3 separate regions of the Homo sapiens genome follow, and regions 1 and 3 are each linked to region 2. The links are chromatin contacts, found by Hi-C or POLR2A ChIA-PET in ENCODE. All regions are on one chromosome and are shown on one strand. Each heading gives the region's core, a stretch centred on a gene start or an enhancer-like site at or near the end of the contact. The rest is flanking DNA. Distances are from core to core; before and after follow the strand shown. Region 1 holds the start of LINC01389 (long intergenic non-protein coding RNA 1389). Region 2 holds the start of MKNK1 (MAPK interacting serine/threonine kinase 1). Region 3 holds the start of STIL (STIL centriolar assembly protein).

The links. A loop is a pair of places that touch in the nucleus more often than their neighbours do. ChIA-PET counts read pairs that join two places held with the same protein, here RNA polymerase II (POLR2A). Pooled maps may share reads with other maps.
Region 1: a pooled map shows a loop between it and region 2 (7-fold over the local background). The contact joins the promoter of LINC01389 here to the promoter of MKNK1 in region 2. A Hi-C loop is called at or near these places in 1 of 37 single-sample maps with no recorded cell type and 8 of 50 pooled maps. POLR2A ChIA-PET finds 5 or more read pairs at or near these places in 1 of 52 experiments (OCI-LY7).
Region 3: a map of CD8-positive, alpha-beta T cell shows a loop between it and region 2 (7-fold over the local background). The contact joins the promoter of STIL here to the promoter of MKNK1 in region 2. A Hi-C loop is called at or near these places in 3 of 168 maps with a recorded cell type or tissue (CD8-positive, alpha-beta T cell and naive thymus-derived CD4-positive, alpha-beta T cell), 2 of 37 single-sample maps with no recorded cell type and 12 of 50 pooled maps. POLR2A ChIA-PET finds 5 or more read pairs at or near these places in 4 of 52 experiments (HEK293T, WTC11, activated CD4-positive, alpha-beta T cell and 1 more).

Annotation. Positions count from the first base shown.
Region 1 is chr1:47,435,054-47,438,838 of GRCh38, reverse strand. It overlaps LINC01389 (long intergenic non-protein coding RNA 1389), which reads left to right and starts at 1,522. Exons shown (of 5, transcript NR_126355.1): 1 at 1,522-1,549. It overlaps FOXD2 (forkhead box D2), which reads right to left and starts at 795. Exons shown (of 1, transcript NM_004474.4): 1 at 1-795. The coding sequence starts at 703. RefSeq lists silencers at 566-745, 776-1,675, 2,156-2,315.
Region 2 is chr1:46,602,486-46,606,384 of GRCh38, reverse strand. MKNK1 (MAPK interacting serine/threonine kinase 1) reads left to right here and starts at 2,117. Exons shown (of 13, transcript NM_001135553.4): 1 at 2,117-2,200. RefSeq lists a silencer at 1,936-2,155 and enhancers at 2,486-2,535, 2,303-2,803.
Region 3 is chr1:47,312,635-47,316,065 of GRCh38, reverse strand. It overlaps STIL (STIL centriolar assembly protein), which reads left to right and starts at 1,919. Exons shown (of 17, transcript NM_001048166.1): 1 at 1,919-2,030. RefSeq lists a silencer at 1,813-1,862 and an enhancer at 1,180-1,909.

The DNA.
Region 1 (3,785 bases), core at 273-2,772, 830 kb before region 2:
GGTGTGGGTGCGGCGGCGGCAGGGGCTGCCGCTTGAAGCGCTTGCGACGCCGCAGGAAGCTGCCGTTGTCGAACATGTCGGCCGACTCCGGGTCCAGCGTCCAGTAGTTGCCCTTGCCCGGGTTGCCCGGCTCGCGGGGGATCTTGACGAAGCAGTCGTTGAGAGAGAGGTTGTGGCGGATGCTGTTCTGCCAGGCGGGGAACTTCTCCCGGTAGTAGGGGAAGCGGCCGCTGATGAACTCGCAGATCTCGCTCAACGTCAGCCGCTTCTTGGGGCTCTGCAGGATGGCCATGGTGATGAGCGCGATGTACGAGTAGGGCGGCTTCACCAGCGGGCTCCGCGTCGCCGCGCCCCCCGACGGCGGTCCCGGCCCGGGCCCCGCTGCGCCGCGGGCCGCCGCGGCGCCTGGCCCCGGGCTCCCCGCTGCGGCCGCCGCCCCCCGGGACGCCAGAGCGCGGGGCTCGCCGTCCGAGCAGCCACCAGACTCCTCCTCGTCCTCGGCTAAGTCTGCCTCGGCTTCCTCCGCGGGAGGCTCGTGGCCGTGGGGGAGCACGTCCCGGGGGGCGCGGGGCCCGGAGCGAGCTGGGAGCTCCCCCCCGCCGCTGCCGCCGCCCACCACGTCTATGTCTGCGTCGGCCTCGGACAGCGCGGCCGGGGAGCTCTCGGAGGACATGATCTCGCAGCAGCAGCTGCCCAGGGTCATGGTGCCGCTGCCGCCGCCGCCGCCACTCTCCGGCTCCGCTCCGGCAGCGGCTCGGGCTCGGCCGCGCTGCCTCTGGGGCGAGTGCGTTTTGCGCGCGGGCGGGGAGGGGGCGGGGGACTGAGGCAGGCAGGGAGGGGTGTCCCCCGGCTCCGCAGCGCCCCCTGGCGGCCCAGCTCGGCCGCGCTCACCTTCCAGGGCACGACCCGCCGGCGGCCCCCGCCACTACCCCGGGAATCCGAGCTGGGACCCGCCGCTGGGGCGCAACGGAAGGAGCTGAGGCTTTCCCTTACCTGGGCGGGCCTCAGCCCCTAGTCCCCTCGGGGTGGCAGTGGTTGGTGGTGGGGGATTGTCCCTCCCGCCTAGCGGCTGCCTAAGGCGGAAGAGCTGCGGGCTAGGGCGGAGCTCCCTGGGCGGGGTGGGGCGAGGCGACAGGGGCGGGCGTAGCGCCTCCGCTGAGGGACCCGGCGGGAACAAACCGCCGCCGCGGCGGGAGCTGGGCTCGAGTGGCCGGAGGCGGGCCCTTGTCTTCGCCGCCGCTCCTGCACCCTGTGCTCCCTGAAGCCGCCGCCTTCAGAACGCTCAGCCCCTGGATGTTAAGGCTCACTCGGGCGCCAGCCGCAGCCAGGGAAGTGGCGGCGGTCCCCACCCGTCCTCTCCCCAAGGCGGCGCCCGGGCCACCGGGCCGAAGCGCAGTGGGAGCGCGAGGCTGAGACGCCGGGACCCACGCCGCCCCAGCGCGGCCCGCCGGCGCCCACCCGAGCCCGCACGGCTTCCAGCCCGAGGGGAGACGCATTCGAGTGATCACCAGGAGCGAACTTGGCGCCCGCAGCCTTGGGCCTGGGAGAGGTGAGATTGCGGCGGCGCCCTCTCCTCCCTCCGCTGTCGGGCCCGCCACCCCTCTCCGCGCGGAGAGGCCGGGCAGAGCGCCGGCCGCTGTGGCCGCGTTCCCGGGGCGCGGGCCGGTCTACTGCTCCGAGTTTGCCTGTTCTCCGACCCTCTGGATCTCGGCATCCGTTTGTCTCAGTCTCTGTGACTATCTCACTCTCCGTGAGTCTCTGTGGAAACGGCATTTGTCTGGATGTCTGTTCATGGGTCTGGGAATCCGCTTAATTTCTCCCTCCCCTCTCCCTGGCCCCAGTTGCCCTGAGGACTGGACACCCCCCACCTTCCTGGCTCCCAGGGTTCTGGGCCCCACCGACAGGCGGCAGGACCTCCTCCGCCCCCTGCCCGACACCCCCTCAGTGAACCCTGACCTCCACCAAGTGTTGCCTTCATCTCTCAAAAGTCTTGTGCAACTAAGGTTGGCCCTGTGCCTTGTTTCTCGCTAGCCGGGTTCCTGCCCATCCTATTAGACCTCTTTCTCCCCCGGCCTCCCTCCAGGACCCAGAAACAAGCAGCTTCAACACAGATTGGGCCCATTTCAGCCTCTGGGGCACGGAAGGGGAGATGGGCGCTGGACGTGAGCAGGAACTGAGCGGATGCCTGGGCTGCTGCCCCGACAGCGCCGCACAGTGGCTAAAGCTCGGGCGTGCGAGGCCGGAATCCCAGCTGCCTCCGCTGTAGCAAGGCTGTGTGACCCTCATTAGGTGACTTCCCCGCTTCGGAGCCTCAGTTTCCTGGTCTGCATAGTAGTTAAGAGCAGCGACCTTAAGTCAGGCTCCTGGGGTTCCAATCCTGCCTTCACTACTTACCCTATCTGTCACCTTGGGCAAGGTTCTTTGCGCTTTGTTTCTGCCTTTGTAAAAATGAGGCTAGTAACACCTACCTCAGAACTGATGTATAAGTGTAGCCATATTCTAGGCCATTTAGGAAAGGGTACTGAGAACACTTTGCAGTTTCATCTAACAGCAGCCTCCAATCTACGGGATAGCCTGGTGTTAATCCAACTCTCCCATTCCACAGATGGAGCTACAGAGGCCCAGGATAGGGAGAAAGAACTCACCCAGGCTCCTGCAAAGAAATAGAACAGAGTTGGGTTGCAACCCTTTTCACAGAATCCTCAAAATAGAGTTCTTCATCCCCCCAAGGTAAGGGCAGAAAAAAATGGAAGGCAGGTCTGACTACTCATGTCCTTTGAGAGGAAGTCGCCTGGGCCCCCTCTGGGACCTCTGACCAAGGGGATCCATTTAATGTGCTGTTCCAGCATAAACTGTCATTGGAAAAAAGAGAAATCTCGTCCTCAAACCATGGACAGCAAATTGGACAGGGACTAGTAGCCCTGGAATTGGAATTTCCTGGGTGACAGACTGTCCGGGGAAAAAGGTCTTGGAGAGAAGCTTCTTGCATGAGTCCAAGGAAACTCACATACCTAGGGTTGCTAGATTTAGCAGATTTATTTTATCTGGCAACCCTACACATACCTCAAGCTTGCTCTTGACTACATGGATATCTGTCTCACACTCCCAGAACCCCACTCACAGATACCCCACACCATGGACCACACACCAACTCCAACCCAGCTCAACTCTGCTAGTATCTAAACAAGTGGAGAGAAAAACAGTGTTGGCGTCATCCTACTCCATTTCACCTTCTGAATGTCCTCATTTCTTTTTTTTCTTTTCTTTTTTTTTTTTTTTTTTTTTTTTGACTGAGTTTCGCTCTTGTTGCCCCCCTGCTGGAGTAAAATGGCCTGATCTCAGCAGCTCACCACAACCTCAGCCTCCCAGGTTCAAATGATTCTCCTGCCTCAGCCTCCCAAATAGCTGGGATTACAGGCAGGCACCAACATGCCCGGCTAATTTTGTGTTTTTAGTAGAGAGGAGGTTTCTCCATGTTGGTCAGGCTGGTCTCAAACTCCCTACCTCAGGTGATCCACCCGCCTCGGCCTCCCAAAGTGCTGGGACTACAGGCGTGAGCCACCCTGCCCGGCCTGAATGTCCTCGTTTCTAAAACAGCAAATGGGAACCAGTAGCTTCCTTCCTTGCCAGCACTCCCCTGGCTCCCCAGGCTTTGGTCAGGGTGAGACTAGCCAGGGCACTTGCTGCCCAAATTTCCTGCTTCAGAGAAGTTCTACCAAGCAGCTACAGCAGCCAGCCCTTGCCTCTGCCTGGCCTTGCTGCACGTTCACTGCTACTGAGACCTA
Region 2 (3,899 bases), core at 868-3,367:
TCTGCTGCCTCTTCCTCTGGCTCACCACAGGAGGCCCAATCCCAGCATTCTAAAAGGGTGCTATTTGCACACCTCCTATAACAGATCGCTCACTACCTCCTCTGTCATTGGACAGCTCAGACTGTTACAAGTCCCATGCTTTGGGTTCATGGTCATTTTGAAATATGACCATGGCAGTGAGAGTAGATTTATCTTAGAACTGTGTGACCCAAGACCTGCACCTTACATGAGAATATCTGTAAATACATTAGGAAGCTGACACAAAATTGCTTTGAGAGATTCACAGAGGGATGCTTAAAGAAGAATAGACAGAAAGGAAGAGAAGGGGAAAAGAAAGAGATAGGGCCTCAATGATGCAGATAAAAGAGCACACTCCCATGGGGCAAAACCTAGTAACAAAGGGTCCTGGGAGGTAGAGTGGCAGCTTGGTTGAGAAGTCAGGCTGGGCTTTATTTTCCTGTTGGCTCAAGGTCCATAACAAAGCTGGGCATAGTGGCTCTTCCCTGTAATCCCAGCACTTTGGGAGGCCAAGGTGGGAGGATCATTGAGCTCAGGAGTTCGAGACCAGCCTGGGCAACATGGCAAAACCCTGCCTCTAAAAAAATTCAAAAATTAGCCAGTCATGGTAGTGCATGCCTGTAATCCCAGCTACTCAGGAGGCTGAAGCAGGAGGATCACTTGAGCCCAAGCAGAGGTTGCAGTGAGCAAAGCTGGTGCCACTGCACTCCAGCCTGGGGAACACAGTGAGACCTTGTCTCAGAAAAAAAAAAAGAAAAAAAATTCCAAAACAATATTTGGAGCAGGGACCTAGGTAGTAAGCCATCCTCTCCAGCCTGGGGCAGAGCATCCACCTATTGAGTAAAGGATGCCGCATCACCCTCGGCTCCCATAAACACTGCAGCCTCTGAGGTTTCCTGTTGCCTCTCCTCCCTACCCCACAGCAAGCTGTGGAATATGTGGTGAAATAAGCCACAGTCATGACTAGAGCTCCACCTGCTTTGGGGGAGCCCTCCTTCCTCTGAGCACCCCCAGAGCCCTCAAAGATGTTAACTGAATTTGATTGCCATGTGAGGGACATAGCAACTTTGAGAACCTGGAACATAGGTCCTGAATCTCTTGGGCTATTGCCACAGGCAACAGGGAAGGGAACAGGCCAGCAGGGCCTCTGAAGACTTGAAGCTTGGATCGGCCTCCACGGAAGGTAATGAGTGGGAGAAGTCAGGATACATCGGGGCCCTCAGGTTGGACCGCAGGATTCCAGAAGGGAATGAACACAGAAGCTTGATCTTCCGCCTCTCCGGCCTTCACCCAGATTGGGAAATCTAGCAAAGTCCTGAATGTTCACTAATATTCCCAATCTCCTTCCATCATACAGATGAAAAGACAGCCCCGACAAGACAGGGAACAAATGTTTGTCAGGTGGATGATGGGAAGCAAGTCCCTGGGGCTCTTTAACTAGCTTGGCTTACCAAATCCTCACGATAATCCTGAGACAGGCAGGGAAGGGATGTTCACCTCCATCACTCGGAGTCAGCGCCTGAATTAAATCCCAGTCCACACTCTCATCCTTTCTCATCGCAGCTGCAGACTTGGGAAGGGGATGTGGGGAGACTGGTTGAGGCATTAACCTATTTACAGTTGTTTTTCCCCAAGAAATGAACTTTTAAAAGTTTTAAAAATTTTGAAATACTGGGGATAATGTTGTACTCAAGGAGAAACTCTTATGGTGAAATTCTAGGCACTCAGACTTTTAAAGAAATTGTACAGAATTGGCCCCCGTTTTAGAAAAGACTAGCAGCATTTCCCCACATATAAAAGGCATTTTAAAATTCCTTCCTGGCCTGCAGAAGCTCTCAGTACATGTTAATTACACCTGTCGCGCCCGGCCTCCTACCTTCCCGGGCTTCTCCACCCTCCATTCGGAAAAGAAAGCGCCGGAGGAGCTAAGCCCCACCCGCTTGCCAGCAATCTCCCCTCTCCCCGCCTCTTCCCTGTCACGCCTGCGCAGTTCGCTCAGCTCGAGCCCCCTGCCCTCAGGCGGCCCTGGGTAGCCATCAGGGCGCAGGCGCAGCTCCGCCCCCTCACCCTCCTCTCTGATCGGGCCCACCCCCTGGATCTAGCACCGCCTCTTCCGCGTTCTCGGAGGAGCGATCTGCAGGTAGGGGTGCGCGCGACCGCTCCCCGGCGGGAGCCAGCGAAGGTAAAAGCGAGACCTGCGAGGTATTCCTCCGAGCTAAATGGGGCCGGGGTCTGTGAGTGAGCTCGTGTGCCCGGAAGGGGGCAGTCAGGGCCTTCACGGCTGCCCGAGGTCACGACGCGATTCAGCTGCGGAGGGACAGCCTAAGGGGACGCTTTTCAGGACTGTCCCGAGCTGTCTGCGACCTCTGTGCCTGGGGTCGGGGCGTGGCCGGTGTCCGAGATGGCGCTTACTCTGTGGCCCGTTTGAGACTCAGTCTCTCCCAGGGATCAGGACCGAGGCTATGGCTGGGCGCAGGGCTCAGGCAGTCCAGTATCATGAATAGTTTTTCACGTGAGGAATTTGTGAAATCTGTGTACTGCGTTATTTTTAAGTTAATTGTTTTCATTTATTTTCAGTATTTAAAGGCTCCTGCCTGTGTGGATGGCTGTCCACAGGGAAAGGTAATAAGAGTGTCAGGTGCACCCTGTCTTCTAGAGAGCTCCAAGCTCCCTGACAGTGGCAGATCAGAGGCAGGCAGGCTCACAGGAATGAAGTGTTGTTAGAAGTGCTCAACTTCAGGGTCAGGGAGTCCTGGGTTTAGATCTCATCTCTTCCACCTCTTAGCTGTGTGTCCTGGGGCAAGTCTGCTTCCCCTCCCAGAGCTTCACTTTCTTCCCTAGGAAATGGCCATAATAGGGTCATTGTGAAGGGTGAATAGGATTATATGGAAGTCACCTAGTATGGCGCCTGTCATGTAATGGGTGCTGAATACATGGTAGCTGTGATTTCTAGGAGCTTGGTCATTTTGGATTGGGGTACTTTAGAAAGGCTCTGAGAGAAGAGTTGTTGTGACCTGGGCCTTGAAGCCTCAGTGGGATTTACAGATGGAACTGACCCTGCAGAATGGGAAGGGCACCACTGCCCATGCGCCAGGCACATGCTGGACAGTAGGTGTAATGTCTCACTGGATCACCACCCATCAGCCAGGTGCTTTCAGCCCACTCTCCTTAGCTTCAGCCCTTCATTAGAGGGCTGGGCTGGAAGTGATGTGAAGAGGAAATCCAGGGTTGGGTTTTATATGGAACTGAGCCAGCTAGAGGCTTTGGTGCCCCCTCTGCCCATCTGCTCCCACCTCAACACTTCTCTCTCTGTAATCCAGAGAGTTGGTTAGGAGTCCTGTTACTCTGGTATTTTGCAGATGTTGACAGTTGTGGGGGATGGCAACTCAGATTGCATGAAGCGAAGCCATGGGAGAGGGAAGCTCTGTGAACAGGAGCTGTCAGAGCCCAGCACGTGCTTAGAAAGTGCATGTGGTCTCCTGTAATGTGGTCCCAGAGTAATTGAATTACTTAGTTCCTTTTGCATCCTCTTCATGGGTGCCCTTGTGCTCTTCCTGAGACACTACTCGGAAACCTTGGTGGGCATCATTGCCTACTATATAGAGCAGTGGTGTCCAATCTTTTGGCTTCCCTGGGCCACATTGGAAGAAGAAGAACCATCTTGGGCCACACATAAAATACACTAACATTAACAATAGCTGATGAGCTTTAAAAAAATTGCAAAAAAATCTCAGTGTTTTAAGAACGTTTATGAATTTGTGTTGGACCACATTCAGAGCCATCCAGGGCCGCGGGTTGGACAAGCTGGATGTAGAGTTTGGACTCCAGCCTCAGACAAGTTCCTGCACAATTTGTTCCCACACCTCTCCCCTCCCTGTTTC
Region 3 (3,431 bases), core at 670-3,169, 710 kb before region 2:
TGCAATGGCACAATCTCAGTTCACTGCAACCTCTGCCTCCCCGGCTCAAGCCGTCCTCCCACCTCAGCCTCCCAAGTAGTAGGACTACAGGCACATGACACCATGCCTGGCAATTTTTTTGTATTTTTTGTAGAGATGGGGTTTTGCCATGTTGCCCAGACTGGATTTGTATTATTTTTATTGTTGTTATTTTGTTTTTTTCCCCTCCGAATATTTCCATTTGCGGTTGGCTGAATCTGTGAATATGGAACCCACTGATAGAGGGCTGACTGTATATAAATACATAAAATATCAATACTATATATAATATCAATGCTAGTTGTAGAGATAGGCATATATGGTTTATAAATTTAAGTCACATTCTTTTCTTCTACTCAACAGGAATTTAAAATTTTTATGTTACTTTGCTGGGGGCGGTGGCTCACTTCTGTAATCCCAGCAGTTTCGGAGGCCGAGGTGGGCAGATCACTTGAGGTCAGGAGTTCCAGATCAGCCCAGTGCCCAACATGGTGAAACCTGGTCTCTACTAAAAATACAAAAACTAGCCGGCCGTGGTGGTGCTTGTCTGTAACCCCAGCTACTCCGGAGGCTGAGGCAGGAGAATTGCTTGAACCTGGAAGGCAGTGTGCAGTGAGTTGCAGTGAGCCGAGATAGCGTCACAGCACTCCAGCCTGGGCGACAGAGCAAGACCCTGTCTCAATCAATCAATCAATCAATCAATTAATAAATACAAATTTTGGCCCAGAGTGGTGGCTCACGCCTGTAATCCCAGCACTTTGGGAGGCCGAGGCGGGTAGATCACCTGAGGTCAAGAGTTCGAGACCAGCCTAGCCAACGTGGTGAAACCCCGTCTCTACTAAAAAATACAAAAATTAGGCCGGGCGCAGTGGCTCACGCCTGTAATCCCAGCACTTTGGGAGGCCGAGGTGGACGGATCACGAGGTCAGGAGATCGAGACCATCCTGGCTAACACGGTGAAACCCCGTCTCTACTAAAAATACAAAAAATTAGCCGGGCGTGGTGGGCGCCTGTAGTTCCAGCTACTCGGGAGGCTGAGGCAGGAGACTGGCATGAACCCAGGAGGCGGAGCTTGCAGTGAGCCGAGATCGCGCCACTGCACTCCAGCCTGGGCGACAGAGCGAGACTCCGTTTCAAAAAAAAAAAAAATTAGCCGGGCGTGGTGGTGGGTGGTGGACGCCTGTAATACCAGCTAATTGGGAAGCTGAGACAGGAGAATCGCTTGAACTCGGGAGGCGAGGTTGCGGTGAGCCGATATCGCGTCATCGCACTCCAGCTTGGGCGACGGAGTGAGATTCCACCTCAAAAAAAAAAAAAATTATGTCACTAAAACAGATGGCTTCCTAGGAAAGAAACTGGAAGAAATCTAGAAGTTGAGGATAAGTGATCACAAAAAGGAAAAATTAAAAATGTACATTTTAGAATAAAAATTAAAAAGTAAGAAACTGGAATAACTCTAACTTTCTTGTCTTTTGTGCTTTCAGGTAAAGAGTTTGGAAACTGTTCTTCGGGTGTCCGCTTCCAGTCGCCGACCAATGATCATCTTATAGAGCACTTCCGGCTTCATCTGCCACTCGCTCCTCCGTCTACCTAGCTGGGCTTTCCATTGCGCTTGCGGAAAGCCTACCCCGCCCCGGAACTTAACCGTTGACGAAATGAAAGGTTTAAATCCTCGGATCCTTGATCCTGGAGCGCCGGTGGCGCCCGCAGTTCTCCAAGAAGACTTGGGATTGGTCGAGCGCGGAACCAGTGCGGGGCGCTGATTGGTCGGCACACCAATACGTAACGGCGACCGTGCGCGGCTCTCTAGCACCACCCCCGCTCCCTGACTGGCGAGGTTTCTGACCAGTCAGCAGGCGTGGCGCGGCCTTCAGTTTCGCGAGCTTGTGTTTGCCGCCTCAGTTCCCGCGACCCCAACGTCCCAGAGGCGGGGCCGGAGTCGGCGGTGGCGCTCCTTGGAGCCGGCTCCCGCTCCTACCCTGCAAACAGACCTCAGCTCCGCGGAAGTTGCGGTAAGTGGAGCTTTGTGCTCCTGGTTTCCCCTTGAGAGGCGGCAGCGGGGCCCTGGGAAGGTTGGTGGGTAACATTCAAAGCCCTGTAGTGGGTTCCGCCCTCCAGGAGCCTGGAGCAGATGACGAGAAGGGGAGCTAGTGGGAGAAATTAAGCAGTCCATGAAATCCTTGGGTATCATCTGAGCTAAGGTATGTGAAAGAGGTTTGCAGTCGATAACGTGCCATTTAAAGTTGTTTTTACGGTGGGAATTTCTTGAGGACTGAAACCTTGAATGCTCGCTCTTGCATTCCTCACAATTTCTGGCTCACACTCTGCTACGTAGTAAGGGATCAGTTAATGTTTGAAGTTCATGGACTACTGGAAGTAAAGTGTAAACAGCAAAGTGCGAGAATGCTATGCGTGTGAGTACAGACAGTATAGTACCATCGCCACGGTGTCTGGGAGAAGGTTTCACAGAGGAAGTGACATTCGAGTTGGATTGTGAGGGATGGCGGGGGTTTACTAGGGCATTCCAAGTTAAGGGAGGCATCCTGTGCAGATATTGAAACCGGGGCACTGCAAGTAGTTCAGTTTGACTGGAATGTAGGATGAGTGGATGGGGGGGTTAAGGTTGGAATAATAGAGTGGGGCTGGATTGTGAAGATCCTTTATTCTGTATGTAAAGAAGAGCCATCGGCTTTTTAAAAAAAATTTATTTTTATGTTTATTTTTGAGACGCAGTTTCACTCTTTGGCCCAGGCTGGAGTGAAGTGGAGTGATCTCGGCTCACTGCAACCTCCGTCCCCCGGGTTCAAGCGATTCTCCTGCCTCAGCCTCCCTAGTAGCTGGGATTACAGGCAAACGCCACCACGCTCGGCTGATTTTTGTATTTTTAGTAGAGACGGGGTTTCACCATGTTGGTCGGGCTGGTCTGGAAATCCTGACTTCAGGTGATCCACCCGCCTCGGCCTCCCAAAATGCTGGGATTACAAGCGTGAGCCACCGCCCCTGACATGAGCCATTGACTTTTAAAGCAGGAGAATAATTTGATCAGATTTATATGGAAACACTCTTCTAGCAGCATTATGGGGACTTTTCCATAAGTCTGGTGAGTTGATGAAGTTAGCAACTAAGGTGGTGGGTATGGAAAGATAATTTATATGGAAGAAGGGGTGAGGATGATTTGAACGTTTCTATTGTACACGATAATGACTTTACCTGAGAATATGTTTTGCTAGGTGTAGATGTTGTGTGGTTTTAGTTTTATTACCTTTAGTGGCTTGTACAACACTGACAGAATGAAAGTACCTTATGTATATTGTTTTAAAATAAGAAATCAACATTATCCATCTTTTCACCCAAATGAATAAAGGAATAAAACACAAATAGCGCATTTTAAGACACTTCTGTTTAATGAAGAA